Regions from separate parts of the Mus musculus genome. Here region 2 is linked to region 1. The links are chromatin loops, found by intact Hi-C in ENCODE. Cell type or tissue: gastrocnemius. All regions are shown on one strand. Links, peaks and the distances in the headings refer to the core of each region. The heading gives the core; the rest is flanking DNA.

Evidence for each region. Peaks named below come from ENCODE experiments on the same cell type or tissue, not always from the same donor. Only the 100,000 strongest peaks of a DNase experiment are listed, where the experiment ranks them.
Region 2: a loop joins it to region 1, with 10 times the contacts of the local background. A loop is called at or near these places in 19 of 42 quality-filtered maps.

The regions. Positions count from the first base shown.
Region 1 is chr14:76,114,915-76,127,316 of GRCm38, forward strand. It overlaps Nufip1 (nuclear fragile X mental retardation protein interacting protein 1), which reads left to right. Exons shown (of 10, transcript NM_013745.5): 4 at 64-126; 5 at 870-946; 6 at 9,572-9,664; 7 at 11,224-11,417. Among named protein-coding and RNA genes, the nearest start is that of Nufip1, 10 kb to the left of the region's middle. In gastrocnemius, for the core only: CTCF peaks have their summits at 4,304 (motif pointing left) and 7,168 (motif pointing right); a DNase peak (open chromatin) is centred at 7,187; H3K27ac peaks cover 1,479 bases.
Region 2 is chr14:76,467,867-76,480,268 of GRCm38, forward strand. The region is part of intron 1 of Tsc22d1 (TSC22 domain family, member 1); the gene reads left to right. Among named protein-coding and RNA genes, the nearest start is that of 4930444M15Rik, 47 kb to the right of the region's middle. In gastrocnemius, for the core only: CTCF peaks have their summits at 5,732 (motif pointing left) and 6,497 (motif pointing right); a DNase peak (open chromatin) is centred at 5,735.

The DNA of each region.
Region 1 (12,402 bases), core at 2,473-10,472:
AGAGTCTGGAGACCCCTGGTGGTGTGGATCATTTAACTATCCTTTTGCTGTTAAACTTTTCAGTGCCCTGAAGTAGATTGCTCCTTTAGTGCACATGAGAAGATTGTCCAGTTCCATTGGAGAAATGTAAGTTCTTATGGCCTTTTTCACCCTTTTAAAATGTTTCTCTGTGTATGCTAACAATTAGTAATATCCATGCAGGGTTTTCTACTTTGTAAGGAAGTTTTATATCTCTTACACTATTTTAGTCTCAAACCATGCAAAATAGATAAATATTAACTTCTCCTGACAAGATTAGAAAGAATGAGTTGCCTGCTCAGAACTGATTCTTGCACTTGCAAGTTGTGTGTTGGTTTTCCCATACCATGCTTCTTAAAATGATCCTGTCTGTGGATGCTGACAAGGTGGCTCAGCAGTCAAGAGCTTGTACTGCCCTTCCAAAAGACTCAAGTTCATTTCCTATCACCCACATTGGACAGTAGACAGCTGTCTGTACAGGATCCTGCTTTGGGGATCCAGTGTCCTGGTGTCTTGAGGGCACACACATGAGCACACATTAGAATAAAAGGAAAAACTTGCTTCAGCTGTCACCTTCAGTTTTTCTTGCTAAGTTGGTCACTTGGATGTGTAATATCAATTAAATGTGTTATGTATCTGTAATAAAATTTAAGCTGCTGCTGTCCATCGATAGCACTGTTCTAGCTACATGAAAAATGGTGCTCTTCCTTTAGAGATGAGAATGAGTTAGAATGAGAATGGTGGCTAGCTTAAGATATGTTCTGCTTGTAAGTTCAATGTTGAAAACAATGTCACGGTTAGTTAAGCTCCCAAGCATGCTTCCTGATGTTCAGCAGGCTTTCTGCCCCTAGATGCATGCTCCTGGTATGAAGAAGATCAAGCTAGACACTCCAGAGGAGATTGCAAGATGGAGGGAAGAGAGACGAAAGTGAGTAAAGAATTATGAACCAATAAATAACTTTGTTTTACTGGGTAAGACTTGGGTGTTGCAACATCATGGCCGGGCTGGTTGTAATGAATCTGAAAAGAGAAGTGTGATCTTTATAACACTGTGTATTCCACTGAAAGGGACTGAGCCTCGTTTTGTGTTCTTCAATAGTGGTTCATTGTGACAGAGAATGGTGTTAGTTGATCGTTAAAAAAAAAAATCTTTATTAGATAGTGAAGTTCATTGAATTATTTTATAATGGTGATACTAAGAGAACGGTGGTAAGTTATATTGTATGAGGCTATTGAATATAGTTTGGAGAGATTTATAGGAACTTTCCAGTTAAATAACAGATATACTACACAGGGACTCTAGGGACTCTGAAGAGTCCATGCCACCTACTAAACGTTCAGTGGCTGGGGAAATAATGGGCTTCTAATATTTAAAGTGCACAGTACATTGCTATGTTTACTTTTTTGTCTGACCACATAGCTGAATGATGTCTTCTGCTACGCAGAACGGGGGCAGTGAACAAGATGGACATGTGCTTGTCCTTACCTGTAGAGAGTGCAGGACTCATTCCTGTGATAATGTTTAAGAGGTGTGAGCCTTGCTGTGTAACTTATGGCTTTGCATTATATTAGCAGAGATGGCGTAGTTGATGTCTGGCTGCAGTGCGCTTGGGAACAGTCTGCCTGGAGCTCCATTTGACTTCCTCTCACGTGTTTGATTCTGTAACAGAAGACAGGGCTAGAACTGTTAGCTTGATTGTGCACTTTGAGAAGCAGTTACTGTGTTAGTTTGTTTTCTGTTGCTTTGATAAAATACCCACAAGCAACTTAGGGAAGTTTAGTTTGGCTTATGGTTCCAGAGATTTAGAGTCTATAATAACAGAAATGGTGTGGCAGGCAGCAGGCAACTGCCTCGGGGAGCTGGCTGATCACATTGTGTTGGTAAACCAGGAAACAATGTGAGCTAGAAGTGGGGGTGAGGCTATCACCCTTGAAAGTGAGCTGCCGGTGACATACTTTGTCCATCAAGGCTTCATAACCTCTTCAAGCAGTGCCACAGTTAGGACTGAGTGTTTCCATACATGAGTCTTGGGGGGCAGTCTCAGTTAAGCCACCGTAGTACTGCTCTCTAGAACTAAGCTAAGGAAGGTCAGACACAAGAGCTCATTCACTTGCTTTAAATGTGTTCATTTGTAGCATTGGGATTGCACTTAAGGCCTTGCTCTTACTAGACAAACGTTCTGCCACCATGCCACAGTCTCTAGCTGTGTTAATTATTATTTTATGTGTCTGACAGTTTTGCTGGTATGTATGTCTGCACTACATGTGTGCTTAAGTGTCTGAGGAGGCCAGAAGGCGGCATTGGATCCCCTGGAACTTGGAGTTATCAATGGTTGTGAGCCACTATGTATTTGTTGGGAATTAAACCTGGGTCCTCTGGAAGAGCAGCCAGTGCTTTTAATCTCCACCAACTCGTTAGCTTTAAAATCGGGACTGGCTCCGGTGTTCAGGCTATGTTAATTCAGGTAGTAGCCCAGGTTGTTTGAAGTCCTGATCCTTCGTCCTTAGTCTTCTTAGTAGCTAGGATTACAGGTCCTTGCCCTCCAGCCTGACATGAAATTAGTCTCAGAGTTTGAGAAAGCTACCTGAACCTCTTAAGCATAGAGCATAGCTTGTAAATACAGCCACTCTGTGGCTTCTTGTTTTACCTCTTATGGCCCCACCTCCCCACTAGCACTGGGCTCTTCTGTCTTTGTTATGTGTTGATCAGATCTTTCCGTATTATTTTGTATAGAAGGATAAACAAGTAGTGACTCCACCTTCTGTCTGACACTCAGGGTCTGGAAAGCTCACAGCAGGGATAGTGAAGGTGGTTCCCTGCTAGCTGGGATAGAAATGACCTGTTGGACACTAGCTTTTCTCTGCGGTAGTTGGATGACTTGGAGGCTGCTGGTCTAGTTCAGTGGTGCTAGCTTTCTTTATAAATGTTGAATTCTTTTGAGGGATGTGAAATGGCTTTCCATCCATAGCTCTGATGGTTGCAGTGAGCCCTTCTGGTCTTCGCACGAGCCCCATCAACATCTGAGCTCCACTGTTCCATTTTTCTTCCCTGACCTGCTTTCTAAGCTCTGTTCAGAAAGCCACACAATTGTGATATACTCTGCAGGTGAACTGGTGGTGCTCGCCCACTTGAGGGACTGACTAGACTAGTGAGAACCTCAGTGTTTTCTTGGTTCTCCTGTGGTAGAAAATGAGATGTTCATTTTGTAGTTGTTATTCTGTTACACAAATGACCGGCTGTACAATTGCAACATTTGCCAAGCACATTTTCTCTTAGCTAAAGTGTTGAAACTCTTAGAATACTGGTAATCACGATTCTAAATGTGGGCTGTCCTTCAGGTAAAACATTTCTACATTATTTCAAAGATTTTGGTATCGGGTAGACTTTTTGTCTATGTCACATGGCCTTTTAGACCGTTTGATGACTTTTGTGGGTTTGGTTTTTGTTGTTCTTGTTGTTTTTATTTTATTTTATTTATTTTGCAATTTTTTCTTTCTGTTTTTCTATCTTAAGGCAGACTCTTACTAAATATACTAAATAACCCTGGCTGCTGGAACTCACTATGTAGAATAGACTAGTCTCCAACTTATGACAGCCCTCCTGCCTCAGTGTCCCAGGTATTGGGATCACAAGGGTATGTCACCAAGCAGGGCTGAACTCCTCACTTGTTCCTTTTGTTTTGATGCTGCTTCTGTCTCAGAGGGAGACCTTCTCCATCCCTGAAGTCCTGCACACTGGCTCAGCGACCAGACTCCTGCCTCTTTTGGGGTTTTCACAAAAAAGCCTTGGCCGTCTTTAAATACTGTGCTGTGTCCAGTATTGTCCCATTTTGGAGAGCTATTTTGCATTTTGTGTTCTTGAATAAGTTAATATTGGACCAGTAAGTACATCTTTTACGTGGCTGTTTATGTCACCCAGTGCCATAGGTAGAAGTGGTGTATGTGATGTATGTAAATGGGGCTTGAAATTATCTATCTATTTATTTATTTTGGTCTTTTGAGATAAGGTTTCTCTCTATATCCTTGGTTGTCCTGGAACTCACTCTGTAGACTAGGCTAGCCTCCTACTCGGAGATCTGCCTGTCTCTGATTAAAGGCGTGTGTGTGTATATTCCTGGGGTGGAATTCAGGTTGTCAGTCGTGGTGGCAATTGCTTTTATCCTCTGAGCCATCCAGTTGACTCACTGCTGTGGTTTTTAATAACAGATTGTTATCACTAGACAATCAATTTAAAAGCCTGCATTCTTAAGTGGCTTTTCTCTCTGTGAAGGTGAACTTTGCCCCCTTGTGGACCATACAGCAAGTGACTCAAGGAAAAACAGTCTCTGGTGGAAGAGGTGATTGTCAAGTGCTAACAGGAAATCTTAGACCATTTGTTAATGGAAACCGTGTCTTTTACTAGTTTCTTGGTAATATTTATCTTGAAGGTTAGAGGTAAAGATTTTTAACTTATTGTACATCTGTGTCTATATATGTGTATGTACGTGGGTATGTGCATGCCAAGGCAAGTGTATGAATCCAGGTCAAAGGACAACTTAGAAGTTGATTTTGTTTTTCCACCGAGTGTGTTGCAGGAATTGAGCTCAGGTCATGAGACCCAGCCACAGGTACTGTTATCAGCTGAGTCTTCTCATAAGCAGGCATTTTGTAATTGAGAAGTTAAACATTTTGCTGTTTATAGCTAAGATTCCCAAAGCCAGAGACTTTCACTCTAATGGGAAATAGTGAACAAATATATGAGGTGCCTAGAAAGCTACATGCTATTGAAACACTAACAGTAACACGTGGGGATAATACTGCTTAGCCAAACAGTTCTTTCATTAGGCAAGAGGAGGCTTTGGAAAGTAGATTTGTTTGGGAGGGCTTGCTGTGAAAAGTGAGCTACCCACCCTCCACTCCACACCTAGGGTATAATACACATAGCAAGTAACTTTTTAAACACCGTTATATGGACACTATCACAAGTAGCCATAGAGAGTGTTACATCCTGCCTCGCCCAGTTAAATCATGCCTTCCCCGACCACTTAGCAATTGTGGTTCTGTACTGTCAAATCATGTATGTGGCACCATGCAGCATGTAGACTTCTGAGGTTCAGAAGTCATGCATGTTGGGTGTAGTACTAGTTCATTCTCATTTCAGAGTATTTTTCTGTCCCATTGTATCGCTCTATCAATGACAGTGGTTTCTTCATCTCCCACTTGAGAGGCGGTGAGAGTATTTTGGCATTGCTAAAGCTTCCATAAACATTTGTGTGTGCGTTTGTGCTTTGAATATAGGCTTATGTTTGTATTGGATAAGTACCCAGAAGTGGTGTTGGGTGGTCATGCAGAGATTATATACTTCACTTCAAAGGAAACTGCCAAACTTGGTTGGGGAGAGGTTTGGACTCTAGCGTTGCTGGTTGACCTAGGGAAGCATTCAGAGGAAGAGTGCCTGAAGGTCTGCATCAGTTAACTGTGTCCTCCAGGAGCCTTGCGTCCACGTCTTACTTGAAAGCGGCCCATCCTTCCTAGGAAAAAACAAGCTCAAGGTACTGTTGCTGCTGCTGGCGCTGGGGAGACTGCACTGCTCTTCACTGCCTGTTCTGATTTTGCCTGACAGAAGGTTCACATCTGTTCTCATATTACTCCCACACTCTAGACAACAAAGGAAACAGAGCCTAGTTTTCAGCTTCTCATTAGGAAAGCAATAGGTGTGCGTCAGCTTTAAGTAGATTTCCATGCAGACCTCATTATCTAGAAGTAGACTGTGTTAGTGGGCGTGAACTTGGAATGTCCCCCAAACAGAATTGCCAAAAGGGAGAATATGCAGCTGTGTGTTACTGTGCGTGGTGACACAGTTTTAAATTGGTTGTGTTTCAGAACTATGAGTGAAATTCATGGGCAGCCCCTACTCTCTAGAATAAAGGAGGGCTGGGACAAAATTTTCCATGCTTTCCATGACTTCTCTCACGTAGAACTTTCAGTGTAGATTGCAGGTATTCAGTGACCATCGTCAGAAGTGCTGGGAGATGAATGGGTGCAAGATACTGAGTGATGAAGTGGAACTAGGGACTTGAGAGCATGAGGGGTGCCAGAGAGGACACGGGAGTGGCGGTTGGGGTGACATTTATTGTACCTGCGATGTTAAGTGTTCTGTGCACCTTTTAATTCATCTGAGGTTCTTTCACATCTTACTTCTTGGGTCTTGCCCCTTCAGGTATTCAGGAGCGTTAGTACATACTCATTAGCAGGATAGGGAACTAGGTGTGGGATGTGTGTCGGTAGTCCTGGTGTTCAGGAGGCTGGGGTGGAGTGTCTGACCTTGTGCTGCTCTGCCTGTAAAATATAGAAAGCAAGGCATTTTAGAAAGGGAGAAATGGGGTAGGTTGGCAGGAAAAAAAAAGACATGGGAAATATTTTCTTTATTTTGGTTCATTTGATAGATTTATAAGACATGTACTCTAATATTAAGCAGTTTAAAAATATTAAATTTTATTTCTAGCTATCTATTCTCCGCTTATTTTATCTTTATTTTTCAATGTGTATTTTTAAAGAACTGAAAGATTCTTAGATTTGTTTTATGTGTGACTGGGTGTTTGCCTATGTGCTTGTTGTTACCACTTGCATCCCTAGTGTCCAAGGAGGCCAGATGAGGATGCTGGGTCCCCTGGAGCTGGAGTTACAGTGGTTGTGAGCCATGAGGAATTAAACCTGGGTCTTCTGGAAGAGCAACCAGTAACGGCCTTGCTATCTGTTCAGCCCCAATTTATTTTATCTTTAAACTTTCATTGTATATATCCATATAACATCATATTGTGTTATATTCAGACATTTCCATTGCAAGTATGTATTTTACATTGCATCAGTCTCAGATTTTGAAGAGTGTACCCTAAAATGAGTGAATTCCACATTGGTACAACAAAATGCTTTTTAATTTGAAGGTTACTGTTCTAGTGAAAGGTGCTCTTCTGGAGGAAGCCAGTGTGTGTTTTGGCACAATAGAGTGCTAACATCTGTGTAGCCATTCTGCTAGAAAAGTGAAAGAGACCCTGGACTATGGATTTAAAGCCAGGAAAAAAAGTTACATCTTTATGTTATCTTTCAGACTAACCAAAGTTGGAGGGCCCACTGTGCTTACAAAGTAGGAGAGCCTGTCTCCCAGGCAATGTCCACTAGGTGGAGCTTTTCTCTTCCCATCGTTGCCCCTGTCTGCTGTTCCCAGCTCAGGCTGAGTTCCCTGTCTACCTCTTATTAATGGGTGTATGTTTCTGACGTTCAGAAAGACTTTGAAATTAAACTACAGTGGCATAAGCTTGTGTTCGAGCGGTTTTTAATAAAGAGAGAGAGAGGAGCTGTGCTCTGTCTGGGATAGGCCTAGGAGAAACAGTAAGAGTAGCAGCAGTTTGAGTGCAAGGAAAGCATTGGCTTACTGTGCAGAGTAGCAGTTTCACCCACTAGTGGACTCCATCCTGTAAAGACATCAGTAGGACGCTGAACTGCCCCCTTTGCATGGAGGGCATTGAGTAGCCCTGAACTTGGTGCTGAGCCACCACAGGGCCTGTGGTGTCTGGCTTCTCTACATCCTGTCTACAGATGGGGAACAGCTGTCACCCATTCTCCCTGAAGGCTGTTCTCTAAGCATTTCTCTCATCTTTTACAGGCGGGCATGCAGGGCATGGCAGAGATTTTGGTTTCTTTAAAAAATACAAAGAGCCCACAAAGTAGCTCTACTAAGGCCAGCTCCACTGCCACAGTGCTAAGGTCGGCTCCACTGCCACAGTGCCTGTCTTCCTACGAAGGCTTTACTTTCCCCCCTCCTCATCAGCTTGGAGTTTCTACTGAGCCACTCCAAATTTTATTTTTCCTCAGCATTGCCCTGAATGTCGGGGAAGAGGTCACGCTCATCCAAGTGCCAAGAGTCCACTTTGTGAAACCTTAGGTCATGCTTGCTTTTCACGAGTATCTGTTGTTGTCAGGTTCTCATCTTGTACGACCTTGCTCTTTGCCTGTTGTGCTTATTCATAGCCCGTGCAGTCATCATCTCTTCTTTATGGACGGCCACTATTTATAGCTGGGTACATGCTTTGCACTGTCCTTACTGAAATTCACTGCCTTTCCCCATTCTCTCTCCACTCCCCAAAGCCATTTCCAGTCTTGTCTCCAGACTACGGGATAACTGACAATAGTTGTCACTGTCTGTGCTCCACGAGCTGATAATGCGGGTGTGTATGTTAGTTTAGTGCTAGTGACGGTCAGACCAAGGGCATGTGCATGCTAAGCATTCTCCCTCTGAGCTATGTCCCCAGTCCAGTGATAGATGGAAGAAGTGGCAGAACTTTAGTTGGTGTTTCTGATGATCATCAGCCTGAGTGGTGAGGGCTGTGTTTCACTCCTTCATGTTTCCTATACTATGAAGATTTGTTTCATTGCCAGATTTTAGGGCTGGCATCTCCATACATCTTGTGCTAAGAAATGGAATCAGTGGTGTGCATTGCCTAGGATTCTCATTCATTCATTCTCTCTCTCCCCTTTTTTCTTTCTTTCTTTCTTTCTTTCTTTCTCTTTTTTTTTTTTTTTTTTAGACAGGGTTTCTCTCTATAGCTCTGGCTGTCTTGGAACTCACTATGTAGACCAAGCTGACCTCAAAATCAGAGATCTGTCTGCCTCTGCCTCCTGAGTGATGGGATTAAAGGTGTGTGCTACTTTGTCCAACAAAGTGGTTTATTTCGTGTGTATGAATGTTTTGCCTGCATGTATGTCTCTGCACCATGTGTGTACCTGTTGCCCAGGGAGGTCAGAAGAGGATGTTGGGTTCCCTGAAAATGGAGTTACAGATGTTGTAAGCTACTAGGTGGGTGCTAGGAATTGAACCTGGGCCCTTTGAATAACAGTCAGTGCTCTCAACCACTAAGCCATCTCCCTAGCTCTTTAGAACTTTTCTGTGGTTTGCTATCACCTGTTGGATTGAGTACAACATTGTAGGTTGAGCCTCCTTTGGCAACTCAGTTCCCTGTAGGCAATTTATGTTTTATATAAAATAATTCCCTGGTGGTAGTGGCCACTCTTTCTGTGATCTTGAGTTGTTTGTATTACTTAGCTTACTGAGAACAAACTCCAAACCTTTCCACCGAGTGCTCTCTGTTGGCACTGTTTCAGACCAGTTGCTTTCATGTGCATTTCTTTGTGGATTTCATTTTGAAATAATTCACCCCACCCAAAGAAAAGTGTATTCTCCTGGGTGCAGCTATGCTTAGGCTTTTTCTGTCCTCCTTAGTAGACTGTTGTTTGAGAATGTCTCTTATGTTGGTGACTTTGTGTGTGCATGGTGTATCTCTGCAAGAGTAATTGGCTAGGCAGGTACTTTCTCTGTGTGTGGTGCATGCTAAGCAGAGACGTTAGAGCAGTTCGCACGTGCTGCGTGAGTTAGGCAGTTGTAATTCTAGCACACGCTCCTTACCTGGGTGCAGAGTTGTGTGGACAGCTGAGACACTGACACATGAACTGCATTTTCTCTCTTAAATTTTAGAAGCAATTGGAAGTTTGTGATGTTTTTACATTTTTTTTTCCCTAGAAACTACCCAACTCTGGCCAATATTGAAAGGAAGAAAAAGTTACAACTGGAAAAGGCAAAGAGAGGAGAAGTGTTGACAACCACACAGTATGGGTGAGTTCCTGGACGCTGTCCATGTGCGTCCTCCGCGCTCCTTCAAAAGCTTGTGCTTAAGAGGAAGAGAGGGAGCACGCCAGCCTCTTCATACCCCCCCACCCCCGCTCCCATTCTGACTGTATCTTAAATACGCTACCTTGTACATGTGGTAGGGTTGGAACAGTCCTTTCCCTCCATGCTGCCCTGTGCTCCTTCAGACAAGCAAACTCTTATTTGGATGTTTGTAGGAAGTGTAACCAAGGATGCCCCACAGGATTGTTTCAGTCAATCACCTGTTGTCATTCAAGCAGTTAGCCAGTTGCTTATTAATAAAAAGTAGATCTGTCATACAGCCAGCCATGCTCTCCTGTCAGTAAAACATGAGGTCTCCTTTCCCTCCACTCTCACTTTCTTTTTTTTTTTTTTTTTCCACTCTCACTTTCTTGTTCAGAATTTTTCCATTTTATTCTACTGGCCTTACATATACAAATCCTATATGCACTACTTGTTTACATATACAAATCCTATATGCACTACTTGATGCTAGCGCTCTCTCTGTCTCTACCTCTCTCTCTCTGTCACACACGCACATGCGCACACACGCACACACGATCTTTCTGTCTGTCTGTCTTTCAGTGCTTGGTAATGTTACTAACAATATCCAGCATCTTATGTACTTATTCATTTGGCGAAATATCTCTTCAGGTATTTGTTTTTAAATTTTCTTTTCTAATTATGTGTATTGAGGGGGCTCTGAATTGTGCGCATAATTACAATGCCTATAGAGGCTATAAGGGGGTGTGAGATCTCAGGAATTAGAGTTAAAGGCGATTGTGAACCACCCAGTGTTGATCCTGGGAACTGAACTCCAGTTCTGGAAGGGACTGATGTGTTCTTAACCACCAAGCCGCCTCTCCAGCCTCAGAGGGCTTGCCGTCCTTAATTTTCAGGAGTTATAAATTTGGTTGCATACATATTGATGTGGAGTGGCTTGTATACATTAGGGATGTACTTCTTAACTTTTCTTGTATCAGGAAGTACTTGTCACTGGTATTTGGGGTCAGGATGGTGTCAGACACATCTGCTGGTGGTGACACAGGTCAGACACAGTTCAGGACGTGGTGGCTAGTGCTGTTAACCCTAGCTGCTTACTTGTTAGGTGTTCTTCGTTATACAGAGCTGTCAGGCATCATTGTCCTTTTACTCAGAGGACCTACTTGAGTGTTTCTTAAAGAGAAGATCTGCTGAAGGTGACATACTTATAAATGCTTTGCAAACCTTGAAGCCCTTAAAAATAAGTAATTTTTTAATGAAATAAGAATGGGTGTGTTTTATAAGACATGCTTACATACAATCTGAGAATGGCACACGCTAAGAAAATCTGCCAGTGATGGCACAACAGAGCCCTATTTTAGGAAATACTTGGAAACTTGTAGCTAGAAGTGAATGAGACTTAGGTTGTGGGGTGTGAACCTTTAAGTCTGGGCCTTTCTTTAATTTGGGCTCTTTCTGTCTTAGGGAATAAGTGGTCAATTTAACATCCATGTTTCTTTTGCTCCATTTTTTTCTTACTTCAGCAAAATGAAGGGCATGTCCAGACATTCACAGATGGCAAAGATCAGAAGTCCTGGTAAACATCATAAATGGAGAAGAGGTGGGGCTAGGCAGAGAGCAGTCGTTGGACTAGGAAATCATGCCAGAGATTCGAAGCCTGAAGTTCCATCCAAGGCTAATGTGGACCCTCTAGGTGCTTTGATCCACAGCGACTCTGGTAAGCTGAATGGGAGATAACATAAATACGCAGTGTGTGCATTGAGGGAGATTGGATGGGGAGGGGTCTTGGCAGAGTGGAGTGTTGGGTTAAGTACAGAGGGATAAGATTAGGAGGAATGGAAATAAAAAAGTAAGCACAGCTAATAGTTACTGAGTAAGGTATGCCGTGCTCCGTGTGCTTTGGGTGTGTTACCTCTTTCCCATGGAAGGGCCTTTTATGCAGGTGGTATTCTGATTTCCATTGAGAGAAGACCTCAGGACCAAGCAGTTCACTTTACTCACACTGTTAGCTGCTGCAGAGCCCGAACGTGAACCAAGGGGTCTGACTCCTAGTTCAGCACTAGTACTGTACATGTACTCTGATAAGGTCTGAGTTTGTCTGAAAAATGTGAATATAGGAGCTGAAGATGTGGAAAGGAGTTTAGACAGATCCTTTCTGGCTATTCCTGTAGTTCAGTGGAGGAGCTCTTGTTTGGCGTGCACAAAGATTCACTCCAAATAAAAATAAAACAAGCCGGCTGGTGGTGGCAAACGCCTTTAATCCCAGCACTCGGGAGGCAGTGGCAGGCGGGATTTCTGAGTTAGAGGCCAGCCTGGTCTACAAAGTGAATTCCAGGACAGCCAGGGCTACACAGAGAAACCCTGTCTCGAAAAACCAAAAAAAAAAAGGATTTTTCCTTTGCTCCCCAAGGTTTTCTACATCAGAGCCACTAAGGAAACATCTTAACTTTGCTAACAGTCTGCTTCTCCAGATTCTCTCTAAGGGTGATGGCCATTGCTAATCTACATTTCTACCTTCTTTCCTAGGGTGGTTATTGAATTATTAATCTGCTCCAGCAGCAATGCTTGATAAAGATTAAGCACTGTTACATTGAGTGCCAACTGAGGGGTGGAAGCCCCTTAGAGTTTTCATACAATTCTTAGATTAAGAGAGAGGTGATGTGAGGGCAGCAAGCAGAGTGAAGCTCTGCCTCCCTGGACAG
Region 2 (12,402 bases), core at 2,432-10,431, 350 kb after region 1:
ACTTACTTAGTCTTCACAATAGCCCAGAGATGAGTACTGAAATGTGCGAAGGGTGTTTTGAAATGCGGTCCTTTAAGCCAGCACAAGGCAGTTTCATCAGTCAAAGTGAGGTCACTGAAAAAACTTTCTGGGATCGTTTAACAAAGAGCATGTGGTTTCCTTGTTTAATTATATGGTTTGGATAAAACAAGCCTAATGTCGTTTTAACAAAAATACACATTTTAACCGAAACCATACAAAGATGACGACTATGGAGCCCCTGGATGCCAGAACAGCACATAGTTTTAATACTTGGAGAACATAGTCAATCGTTCGGCGGCCTCTGTTGGAGACAGCCTTCTGCATGCCTATATGCAGAGCACAGCTGCCCAGGAGCAGTGTGGAACTGTCTCCCGGTACAAGGGTTCTCAGCTCCCTCGCATGCTCATGCATTTCGCTAGCAAATTCAACTAGGGTGTTTAAGAAGGGGTGTTGAAGATTAAGGTTTGCTGCTGGCCTCCATGTTAAATCTCGGACGGTTTAAACATATGATGTCAGTTTGGGTATCAGTTTTATTTTCCATGATCTTGATTGAAGGAATGATAGCCATTATCACTGGGGCAAATGATACCCTCATTTCACTTTAGATTATTTTTCATCCGTTCACTGAAGACTTTAAATGGAAAGTTTCTGGAAGCTTTAAAAGTACCTAACGGGTTAAAATAATGCTAATAATTCTTCTCTTGGAGAAGACTTTTATCCTAGTAAGCAAAGCCGGATTGAATGGCCTGAGCTGGTTTTATTCCCCTGGACAATATCAGGTTACAATGTATACCCTCTTCCAGGCTGGAGGTCTTCCATGTGTTTGGAAGTACTGGTAGGAAGCACCAGCAGGGGCTCTGTTTTACCTTGGCTGGGATTCCTGCATGAAGTCCAGGCATATTAACTGGCATGCTTGACAGGGTTGTCTCTCTATAGGAATGCAAGCTCTGTTTTGTCCGGACAGTATTAGCGTATTTTTAGTGGTGAAGTGTCTCAAGTGTTTCTAATTGAAATAAAAAGCAGAAACAGCCAGGAATTCTGAGGTTGGGTTTGAGTAGCTCAAGTGGAGGGAGGGAGAGGATCGAGTGACCGTGATGGGATACTTACGACCCACATTATCAGTGGCCAGCTTTGCTTCCGTGTCACCTGTCTATACCGCCTTTGTCTCAGAGTAAAGATGTCTCTACAGCAAATGCTCCGGTTTGCTCTGCATTAGAGTTGGAAATACCGAAAAAAAAATTTATGTTGTAGATTATATCTTCACCCCTTCTTTTCTCAAACTGACGACATCTTGGGCCTCGGGATGATTTACAAACCTATTAGCAACGACAGCTCTGTGAAAATTCAAAGGTATTTGCGTATGGCTTCTTGTACTTTGGGTAGAGACCATTTATTTTCTCCCTTTTTCTACCAAGTTTACTTAGGTTTATAGATTCCAAGAATGGAGCCCCAGCAGACTTCTAGGGGCTCCATCTTTATGTCCTCTGCTTTAATCTGTATCTTGGGGGTACCTGCCCGGGAGCAGAGCTAGCAGCCTTCATCCTAGGCTTAGATAACTTGAGAAGTACCGGTTATGGACGTTTGCATTGTAAGGCTGTCCAGAGTGCTCCCTGTGCTAATAGGGTCCTGTGGCTGACTTTCCCAAGGCGTGTTTGTGCTGTGCGAGCTGTGCCCGCCCGCCCGCCTGCCTAGTCTCACTTTCCTCTGTTTATCACTGTCTTACAACTGCAGTTAGTCACAATGATCAATCAGGCAAATGCTGAACACCTTTGGTAAGCCCACTACTGCAGGGGTCCAGGGGAAGTTGTCTGTGGTCTTTAGTTTACATGCCTGGTGTTGCACTGTGAATCACTGAAATTAATTTATAAATATTTGAAAAGGGCAGGTTTTTAAGGTATAGGCCAGAGAAAATCGCCATGTGGAGGAAGGGTTCATAGTAGCAGAGTGGCCTGACTATAGTAGCAAGGGTCGTGGAGCCAGGCTCAATCTGCATATTGGTTCCATGATGTGCTAGCAAGGTGAGCTTGGTCGGGTAACTCGATTCCAGTCTCCGTTTACTTGGCTGTCAAGTGGGAACAGAGCAGTCTGCCTGCTGGATTTCTTTACTGAAGTTTCTTGAGAAGTTTGATGGCGTCTGTGTGAATGGGTTGACCTTTGTTTCATGGTCCTAGAATGGCACTACTTAAGGACTGTCCTCGGGTGGTGGGAAAACCACCTCTCAGTCTTCTGCATGCAGTAGTTTGGTGAAAAGCCTTAGTTAAGAGGTAAATAAGTTAACATATTATAAACCATGTAGGTGTAGTGCTTATCATCTTAACTGTTACTGGACTCGGTTTTGTCTCTGCAAAGCATATAATCTTTCCAGGTTAATATGCTCAATACTCCCATTCCCTACTTTCCAGATTTCCCAATTCCATGCCCGTGAGACTCAGTTTGTCTCCTAGGCACTCGGTGCGGGCAGTGGCAGCTTAAGTCCCTTCCCTGGCGAGTTAGGACCACTGTGTGACTTCCATCTACCCCCTGCCTCCAATTCTTGGTTTAGATTCAGGATTCTGTTGTTTTGGGGTTTTTTTGTTTGTTTGTTTGTTTTGTTTTGTTTTTTGCTTTTCTACCTATTGTGTTTTACTCCCTTCCTAGCTTGGGTGTTCTGGGTTACACTGCTGGTCTTCTCATTCATCCCATTTGTGTTATCAACTTTAAAAGTCTGAAATTATCCTAAGACCAACTTTCAAAGGAAAACAAAACCGAATCCCTTAGATTTCAACCCCAGTTACTACCCATTCCACTCCTCACGATGTACATGAACTATCGTCCTGTAATTTTAGATTTGTATTTAGTCATTCTACAAGTTTGATGTTACCCACGCAACAGTTGCATTTTCCTTTATTCCAATGATTTGTCAACTGTACCTTCTGATTCATACCTTTCTAATTGGGTTGGCTTACTTTTCTTAATGAGATGTTTTAGATGTTTCACAGCAACAAATGGCAGGAAGATTTCATTTTGCATCCTCTCTGTTTCACTCTCTTGAAGTATTCAGTCCCCGGGTCCCCCACTCTGGCTTTGAAAGTGACCCTCATTAGCTAGTCTTTCTGAACCAGTGGTATGTTTTTGAAATGTCTCCTAGGAAAACTAATAAGAAATCTAGTATTTACTACATACGGCTTTGAGGGTTTTTGTTTTGTTTTGTTTTGTTTTTTAATTGAGAAGACCACTCCTATTGGCAGAATTGTTGGACGGTGAAAGGCCGAAATAACTCAATCGGCTGTAAATGTCAGGACGGCCGCCCCTGCTGTATTTGGAACATTACTTAAAACCTTCTTACAAGTATGTGTATGTCTAGGTCGTGCCAACATCTCTGGATCATGTCCACCGTCACTGCCTCCCGCCACGACTCCCCAGGATCCCTCCCTCATATCTCCGAGTCCATTCCTTCCTTTCATAATTTTTTAATGAACGTACGTTTTTGAAAACCATCGAGTCCAGCTAGCGCCATCCATGTGTGCACAAGTGTGGGCTCATCCACTGGAGAATGCGGCTCCTCACCAGTGACCATCCTAGAGAAAGCGGCTCTCCCAAGGCAGTAGCTGCTTCACTAGGGGCGGGGCCTCGGGAGCCCCTCCCACCTCTCGCCGGCCTTCTGATCTGGCTCGACCTTGTGCAGATTGAGTGTTCAAGCGTGCAGCAGCCACATCGTGACCGGAGACTCTGCCCTGCGATCTGTCCTTACATCCTTTCCTCCTTGTGTCCCGTTCATGGCTGAGGGCTCGTGGTAGCTTCTTAGCGGCACTGTGAACAGTCAGGCATAGATGCTTCTCTGACTAAGGTTGGGAGCCACGCCAGGCTATGGATAGAAATGTTTAGAAGGCAGTTTGGTAAAGTGATCATGTAGAAAAACAACAGTAACAACAGATACCAGTAGATTCTTCCTGGCCTGTTACATCCCTAGATAAGGATTTTGCCTAGGTCTATAGTATCAAGTATGAACTCCCTCCTGTGGAGCATGCCAGCATCAGTCAGGATTGCTGTTGCTTACCCTGATAGACAGTCTTGTGGCTACACCCCCACTTGATAGTCTTTCCTGACAAGCGCTACTGTAGCAAGTGAGGGTCCAGCACTGAAGTCAGGGCACTGATGTCTTTCTCTGGCTGCAGTCCGCCTTGCCCCTTCAGCACTGTGACAGCAGGGACTTTCCGGGCAGTTTCAGATTGATCTGCGTCCTGTGGAGTTTCTGCAGCACGCTATCGCTGCAGAGCTATTGTAGGTAGGTAGGAGCGGTGACGGGAGCCTGTGCTGCCTTGGGTGTCTCTGAGACCTGTCTGACAGTAACACTCGGGGAGGAGATTCCTGCCTACCACTGAAATTTTCGTTTAGTAATTCATGTCCTTCTGGGAACAGCAATTACAAATGTAGGGTACTTCTGTTCAAACTCTCCCTTGGAAAAAGATTATATTTTCAGTGTGGTTACCAACTAGTGGGGTTTCAGATGGGCTTCTACGAAAATGAGAATGCTGAGAACTAAACGTTTAAGCAGGAATGGGGAGGGGATGGGAGAGGGCTTAGCTTTTGTTTAGTATTCTGTTTATATTACTTCCCCCCCCCCCAGCAAACTTGTACTTGGAATGTTACTTAAAACCTTACAAGTATGTGTATGTCTAGGTCGTGCCAACGTCTCTGGATCACGTCCACCATCACTGCCTCCCACTACGACTCCTTAATGACAAACAGGCAGAGCTCCCATTCTCTTAAGTTTTATTTTCTGTCCGTCGTCCTGTGATGTCATGTAAGTGGAGCACCATGTGTCTTCTGTGGTTTCAAGACACATACCCCATGGTGAGCAGCCTCTGTTGACTTACAGTGCCGTGGGAGGCACCCCTCAGCCAGTGTCAGTGTGGTGCAGTAGCAGTCAACAACTGGACTAACTTCTAGAATGGTGTGTAGTTGCCTCATGCTATCAACATTCCGTTGTGTTTGCTGTGATTATTACAGGCTTAGCCATTTCTGTCATTAGCTGCCTTTCCATCCTAGACTAACAAGAAAGAAATGCTCAGGCACATTTCTTGCCACAGACCAACTAAAGTTCTGTGCACGTCTACATCAGTTGGAAGCTCTTGGGATGGGTTAGTGGGGCAGGGGACGAGGACTGTGTGGTATACTCTGCAGCTTGCAAATGATCATGTTCTGCATAGTCCCATGTAGAAATGAAATTCTTATAGAAGGAACTGGTTTCAAAGAAGATGTTAGCATTTCTGGAATTGACGGGAGCTATCTTCCGCCTGTGAGGCTGAGTTGAGGGCGCTTCAGTGCATTCATGCACTTTCGGCTTTACCTGCTCATACTCTCTCCGTTCTTACTCCATTTTACTCTACATGTACTTTAAATTTAAAGTTTAGGTTAACAGAGTAAGGTCTCATCACGGCCTTTTCACACACAGATGGCTTTCTACTCTAGGCATTGCTTTTTTAAACGTGGAGCTTTGTGGCAGCATATTTCTTATATTTAACATTTCCTAATTTTTTTTATTAAAGCAATGCATCTTAAAAATAGCTGTAATGGGTGTATAAAGTGCCTGTGTATTCAGAGTAATGAAAGCAATGTCCTAAAAATTACAAAGTATTACATAAATAAAATCATTAGGTAGCAGGGGTTCTACATATAGAAATAAGTTGTAGGATATGGAAGGCATTCTAATAGGACATGGTGTGTTGGCGCCACCTGCTGTCTTGTAGGCATAATTTCTTCTTGGTGTACATCTGGATCTGTTTTTTTTTTTGTTTTTGTTTTTTGTTTTCCCCTGAAGCCTTGTCCCATAGCTGGGGCATTGCTGTGGGGACTTTCATTTAGTCTCTGCTGTGTGGAATCTGGGTGTTTGGCTGTTCTAACGACAGTGTCTGTTCCAGGTTAGCCAGTGTTTGGAAGTCTGACTTCAGAGTAGTCCGAGGAATGTTCTTGATAGCTTTAAAACTTACTGATCATGCTACCGTTCACACTTCTTGGTTTAAAACACTCAAATTGATCATGGTGACAAAGACTACTGGATTAAAACGGGCTGAGCGAGGTTATTTCGAGTTTCTTGAGTTCATTTGCTGCCTTTTTCACTTCTCATATTCAGCATTTCTGGGTCCTTCCATATACTTTGGTTTAGAGAAATAATCTCAAATTCTCAGGCTAACCAAACTTCGGTATGTTAACATACAATTTATGTAAGATTTTGTTAGCTTGTTCTAGCCTTTTTAAACCTCAAGGTTAGCTACATTTTGTTTCTTGTGTTTCTTAACACATTTTGTAGTTTTATTCTACATGAAAACTTATTGTTGCTACCTTGGTGTACAGGTCTGCCCAGTATTGAGTGCACAGTAATTATGGGGGAGCTGTGTCTAAAGTTATAGTTGTTATTTTATTGTTTTAGAATTTAACTTCTTAAAAAAAAAAAGATTTGTTTATTTATGAGTACACTGTTGCTGTTCTCAGATACACCAGAAGAGGGCATCAGATCCCATTACGGTTGGGGTTGGTTGCAAGCTACCAAGTGGTTTCTGGGAATTGAACTCAGGACCTATGGAAGAGCAGTTAGTGCTCCTAACTGCTGAGCTATTTCTCCAGCCCCCAGAACTTAATTTCTTTTTTCTTTCTCTCTCTCTCTCTCTCTCTCTCTCTCTCTCTCCTCTCTCTCTCTCTCTTTTTTCTGAGACAGGGTTTCTCTGTGTAGCCTTGGCTATCCTGGAACCCACTTTGTAGACCAGGCTGGCCTCGAACTAAGAAATCCACCTGCCTCTGCCTCCCAAGTGCTGGGATTAAAGGTGTGCGCCACCACTGCCTGGCTAGTGATGTTATTTTTATTCTCCATCTTAGAAAATACATTAGAATGATTTTAACTTTAACTTTGATTGGTCAATGATGATTAATTTCTTAGTAAGATGTGTTTAGGATAATTTTTTTTAATTATTTATTTATTATATCTAAGTACACTGTAGTACACTTCAGACACACCAGAAGTGGGTATCAGATCTCATTACAGATGGTTGTGAGCCACCATGTAGTTGCTGGGATTTGAACTCAGGACCTTCAGAAGAGCAGTCAGTGCTCTTAACTGCTGAGCCATCTCTCCAGCCTGAAAAGTCTATTTTTATGCTAGCTTTAATTATTAAGTATTAAGCGATTATACTTTAACATTGGCTATGTTTTTAAACTTAAGGATTATCTCTGAGTAGAAGGCCTCTATTATTTGTTTTTACATGTGTTTATTTTTATCTTTTTTTAAAATTTATTTTATGTATATGAGTACACCATTGCTCTCTTCAGATACCAGAAGAGGGCATCAGACCCCATTACAGATGGTTGTGAGCCACCATGTGGGAGTTTGGAGTTGAACTCAGTACCTCTGGAAGAGCAGTCAGTGCTCTTAACTGCTGAGCCATCTCTCCAGCCCCCATGCGGCTTCTTTAGTGGGTCTCACTATAGCCTAGGCTGATCTAGAACTTTATGGTCTGTCCGCCTCAATCTTCCAAGTGTTTGGGGCTATAGGTGTGCAGTACTCACCAACAGCATTTATTCACAATGGTCGATGTGTCGAGTCATGTAGTTACGAATACTCTTTTGTAATAAATATGTAGCGAGGAGATGGCACCAAGTTTGCTACATAGACACAAGAACCTGAGTTGTGTTTCCCAGCACCCACATAAAAGCTTAGAGGGTGGAGATGGCCAGATCCAAAACAGTGAGCTCCAGGCTCAGTGACCCTGTCTCAAAGAATAAGGTGGAGAGTGGTGGGGAAACAGGTAGTGTTGATGTCTGTCCTCCCCACGACATGCGCAGGGAGAACATACCTGTGCATACTGCACACATACATACATACCTCCCCCACACGCATACTGTATTCACACATACATACCACAAATACACACATATCAAACACACAATTAAAATATAAAAGTAAAATACTAGCGCACACGATCATTGCTTTTGCATATTGACGATTTTTAGATAATCAACAAAAAAAGGAGAGTCAACTTTAATAGTTACCTACATATATTATGTTACAAATTTATACTTTGTCCACGGACGTAGAGCTAACACTTGTGTTTTCTGAGGCGATTTTGATGGTTTGGTCCTTGGGTTCTTGGAAAGAAGCTGCACCCGTGGCTTTACGGTTCGCGTACGGTTTGCTTCTGTGGTTGCTGAAGTAGGAGCTGGGTGGACATCAGTGCCTCGTTTCCTGTTACACCAGTGATCACATCGTGGTTGAGTTTGAAAACCCTAAATCTGTTTTGCCCTCAAGCTCTGTTAGAATATTAATTTTCAGTGACTGTATGATCTATGTTTTGGTGGCAATTGTCATCATCGGCTTATTTGGGACACTGGGTCCTTTTCCCTCCTCCCTCCTCCCTCTTCTCTCCTCCCTCCTCCATTCTTTCCTCTTCCTCCTTTCTTCCCTCTCTCCTTCCCTCAACTTCTCCCTTCCCTCTTCCTGTCAGCTCTTTTCTCTTTTCTTTCTCCCTCCTCCCCTCCTCTTTCCCTCCTCCCTTCTTTACTTCCCTCCTCCCTCCTCTCTCTCCTCCTTCCTCCCTCCTCTGTCCTCCCTCCTATTCTCCCTCTTCATGTCTTCCTTCCCACCCTCCTTTCCTCCTAATCTTTTCTCCTCCCTCCTTCCCTGTTAGATTTTCTCCTCCCCAAGTCTTCCTTCATTCCTAAATCCTTTTGCTGTTTACCACTAGTTTTCCTCTCGCCATACAAACACATTTCAAGGCCTGCGGAAACTCTCACTGAATCTCTCTGAGGTCTAGGGTTGGGTAGATATGGTCAACAGAGGTCATAACGGTTAACTCGGAAAGCCCCATGACAATCTCCTGTGCCCCTTAACCCTTTGAAATGGGGTAAATACCTCTACCATGTATCATGGCATTTTTTTACTCTTTCTGTCATAGTGTGTCACCATAAATAAATTAGGCTGCTTCCCCTTTAAGTAGAAACTGCCTCGAGGGTCAGATGGAACTTGAGAACTTTCATCTGAAGCACTTGTTGGTCCCCCAGGAGTGTCAGTTGGACCTGGTGTGGGGAGCGGGGGCAAAGGCAGGCTTGGAGGACGGCCACCATTGTATACATGAAGCCTGTACTGTGATCTAGAGATAAGAGCGTTGTGAGTACTAACTGTGGCTCTAGTAAGGGATGAACTGGCTCCCCACCCCCACTCCCCCACACACTGGTTTTTACCTGGGGAGGCAGTTGGCTGCTGTCCTCTTGGAGGTTGGCATTAAGTCCAGTTCAGCCATTTTGTTTTCTTTTTCTTAGTTAGGAAATCTTTTTTTTTTTTAATTATCTATTTATTTTGTTGTAGCTTATCAAAAGACCCTCACTCACAAAGACCACAGAAATTGCCATCGTTGCAAAACGCATGAGGAATTTACTTATCCAACAGGTTGGGGAACCCCCTCTCAGCACGCAGGCTGGAGGAGAGACCCAGAACAAAGAAAGGACACACTTTTTATAACTCTGTAAGGGCCAGATATAGGCACCAGTTTAGTCTGGCTTATTTTAATTGGTGTAGCCAATAACCTTTTTAGATACTGGTTGGTTTGTGGAGGGTGACTCTCATTTTGTCTGTCCTTGAGGTTTTTAGTATGAGGCGGGACAAAGGAATTGTTAATCTTGTTTTGGAAGCTTAGTAATTTTGACCGTTAAAACTATGTTTCTATATTTGTTTAGTCAGCCAGCTTTTTTATCTGACTCTGTACTTGGCCTGCTAGTACAGTTTGGAAAGTCCTTTTGAAGGGGGAAGGTACTGGGTAGTCTTGAATTTATTTTGGATATTACAATTTCATATATATGAGTACACTGTAGCTGTATAAATGGTTGTGATCCTTCATATGGCTGTTGGGAATTGAAATTTTAGGTCAACCCCACTTGCTCTGGTTGCTATGGCCCAAAGACTTATTATTTATTATTATACATAAGTACACTGTAGCTGTCTTCAGACACACCAGAAGAGGGTGTCAGATCTTATTGTGGGTGGTTGTGAGCCACCATGTAGTTGCTGAGATTTGAACTCAGGATCTTCAGAAGAGCAGTCAGTGCTCTTACCCACTGAGCCATCTCGCCAGCCCTAGTTAGGAAATCTTAAGAGCTACTTTAAAAATACTTGGAGGACTGGATGGCGATGGTGACAAGAGGAGTCTTTTGCTTCAGTTGGCAGATAAATTACATGAGATTCTTTCTAAAGCCTAGCGTGACGGTACAAGGTCATGAGCAAGTCCAGCAGCTTGGAAGCAGGGGCAGGGGGATAGGGAGATGTGAACAGTTTGTTCTCCATAGAGTTCCCAACCAGCAAGTGCCATCCAGTGAGACCTTCCCTCCCTCTTTCCTCCTCCTCTCCCTCCCTCCCTTTCTCCCCTCCCCCCCTTTTTTTGTTAAAGGCAGGCTCTCTCACTGTCTAGCTCTCCTTGCTATGTAGACCAGGCTGGCCTCAAATTACAGAGCTCCACCTGCCTCTAAACCCCTAGCACTTTGACTAAAGGTGTGTGCTACCACACCCAGAGTAAGACTTTAGAAAGAAAGAAAGGAAGGAAGGAAGGGAGGGAGGGAGGGAGGGAGGGAGGGAGGGAGGGAGGGAGAGAGAGAGAGAGAGAGAGAGAGAGAGAGAGAGAGAGAGAGAGAGAAAGAGAAAGAGAAAGAGAAAGAGAAAGAGAGAAAAGAAATTGAGTTGAATAGCACAGTTAGCTCTTAACTTTGATACCAGAGCTTAAACCATTTTGAATTATTAATACCATACTCGGAGGGTAACTGTGGCTCCTCATGTTTTCGTTCTTAAGACCCGGTGCTTAGATGTTTGCTGTGTGTGTGTGGGTAAGAGGGAAAGAGACACAGATATACCATTGTATGCCATTGGTGCTGAGGGGCTGAGGGGCTGAAGGGCCGGACAGGAAGGTGGGGGGAGACTCTGACTCAGCATGAGGAATGCTGACTCATCCTGAGGAATGCTGGCTCACAACGGGAGAGAGAAGCCTTTCTCTGGAGATTTGGAGATAGTCAGTTTTCCAGTTTCCTTCAGATGGAATTGTAGAGCAGAAAAAAAAAGTAATGATCTCCCTGCTTCTCGCCTACAAGTTTTGTTTTGTTGTTTGTGAAGAACAAAACAGAACAAAGGAAAACACTTCGCCAAAAGATGGAATCCTTATCTGAAAAAAAAGACGTTTGGAACAGATTCTCCATTTTTGTCTCTGTAGCTTTTGTCCATCCTGTCCAGGTTTAATAACTAAATCCTTGGAAGCAGGAAGTACATTAGCACTGTTCTAAGAGTTTGTCAGTCCCTTAGGCCGTAGGATTATTTCCTCCCCAAGGTGGACACGCAGACTGTTATAGGAACCCGGAAAGGACCAGACCCAGGGCCATCGGAAGCTCTGTGGATCGCACTGAGCCACATTCACAAGGAGTTTCTGTAACCTGGCAGCCCATGTTCTCACAAGAGCCACGGCTAACCCTCAGCGTCAAAGGAGGCTGTGTTTCCCCAAAGGCTACTGCTTTCTGAAAAATCCATGACTGCAGCAGGTACTCGGAAAAAGTCAATGGTTTTTTCTGTCTTTTATTCGCTATTTTAGACCAGGCTCTTTTGTGGCAGTTTGTTATCAAGAAGTAATGAGTAGATTCTTCTGAGAGTTTGGACTCATTGCAGTCTAATTATGAAATAGTAAAGATTGTATAGGAATTCTCCTTCATAGGGTAAAATTGGTCCAGTGGTGCTGTTGGTGGGCAGTGGAGTTGCCGTGTTGTGTTCATTAAGCATAGGTGGTGGCTATTGTAACTAAGAGGGGATGAGACCCCAAGTTTATTCCACTATCTACGGGAGCAATTCTGCTCATGTCTAAAGAGAAACTTTAGTTTTGATTCCAAATGATTTCACTAAATAAAACATTAATAACAACCAGTTGAATGAATGCTAGTGGACCTCTCCACTAATATTTAATGTTTTAGAATGGATATGTTATCTTGATTACTGTTTTTTAATATCTAGTATATTTTAGTACATTTAGCTCGGAGGTTGTAATTCTGCATGTGTTCCACAAGGTGGCAGGCTTGTATGTTTGTAGGTTCCCTTTGGTTCCGTGCAGAGCAAGCTCGTGGTTATGCAGAAATCAAAGTTTTTCTGTTAAATGTTAACTGTTTTATATAGCAGAGCTTTACAGTTTAACTTTTATGATGGAATGCTCTCTGAGCCTCATCCCAGGCTTTCCTGGTGTCTTAAACGGTACAATGTAGTGTGGTTGTTATCAGGAAACCCTCTAGATAGCAGTGACTGCGTAGACTAAGGACTAAGATGGAGCAGTGAGGGGTGGAAGGGAAGGGATAGAGGCCCTGGCAAGGGCATGCACCTGGGCAGTTAAACGCTGC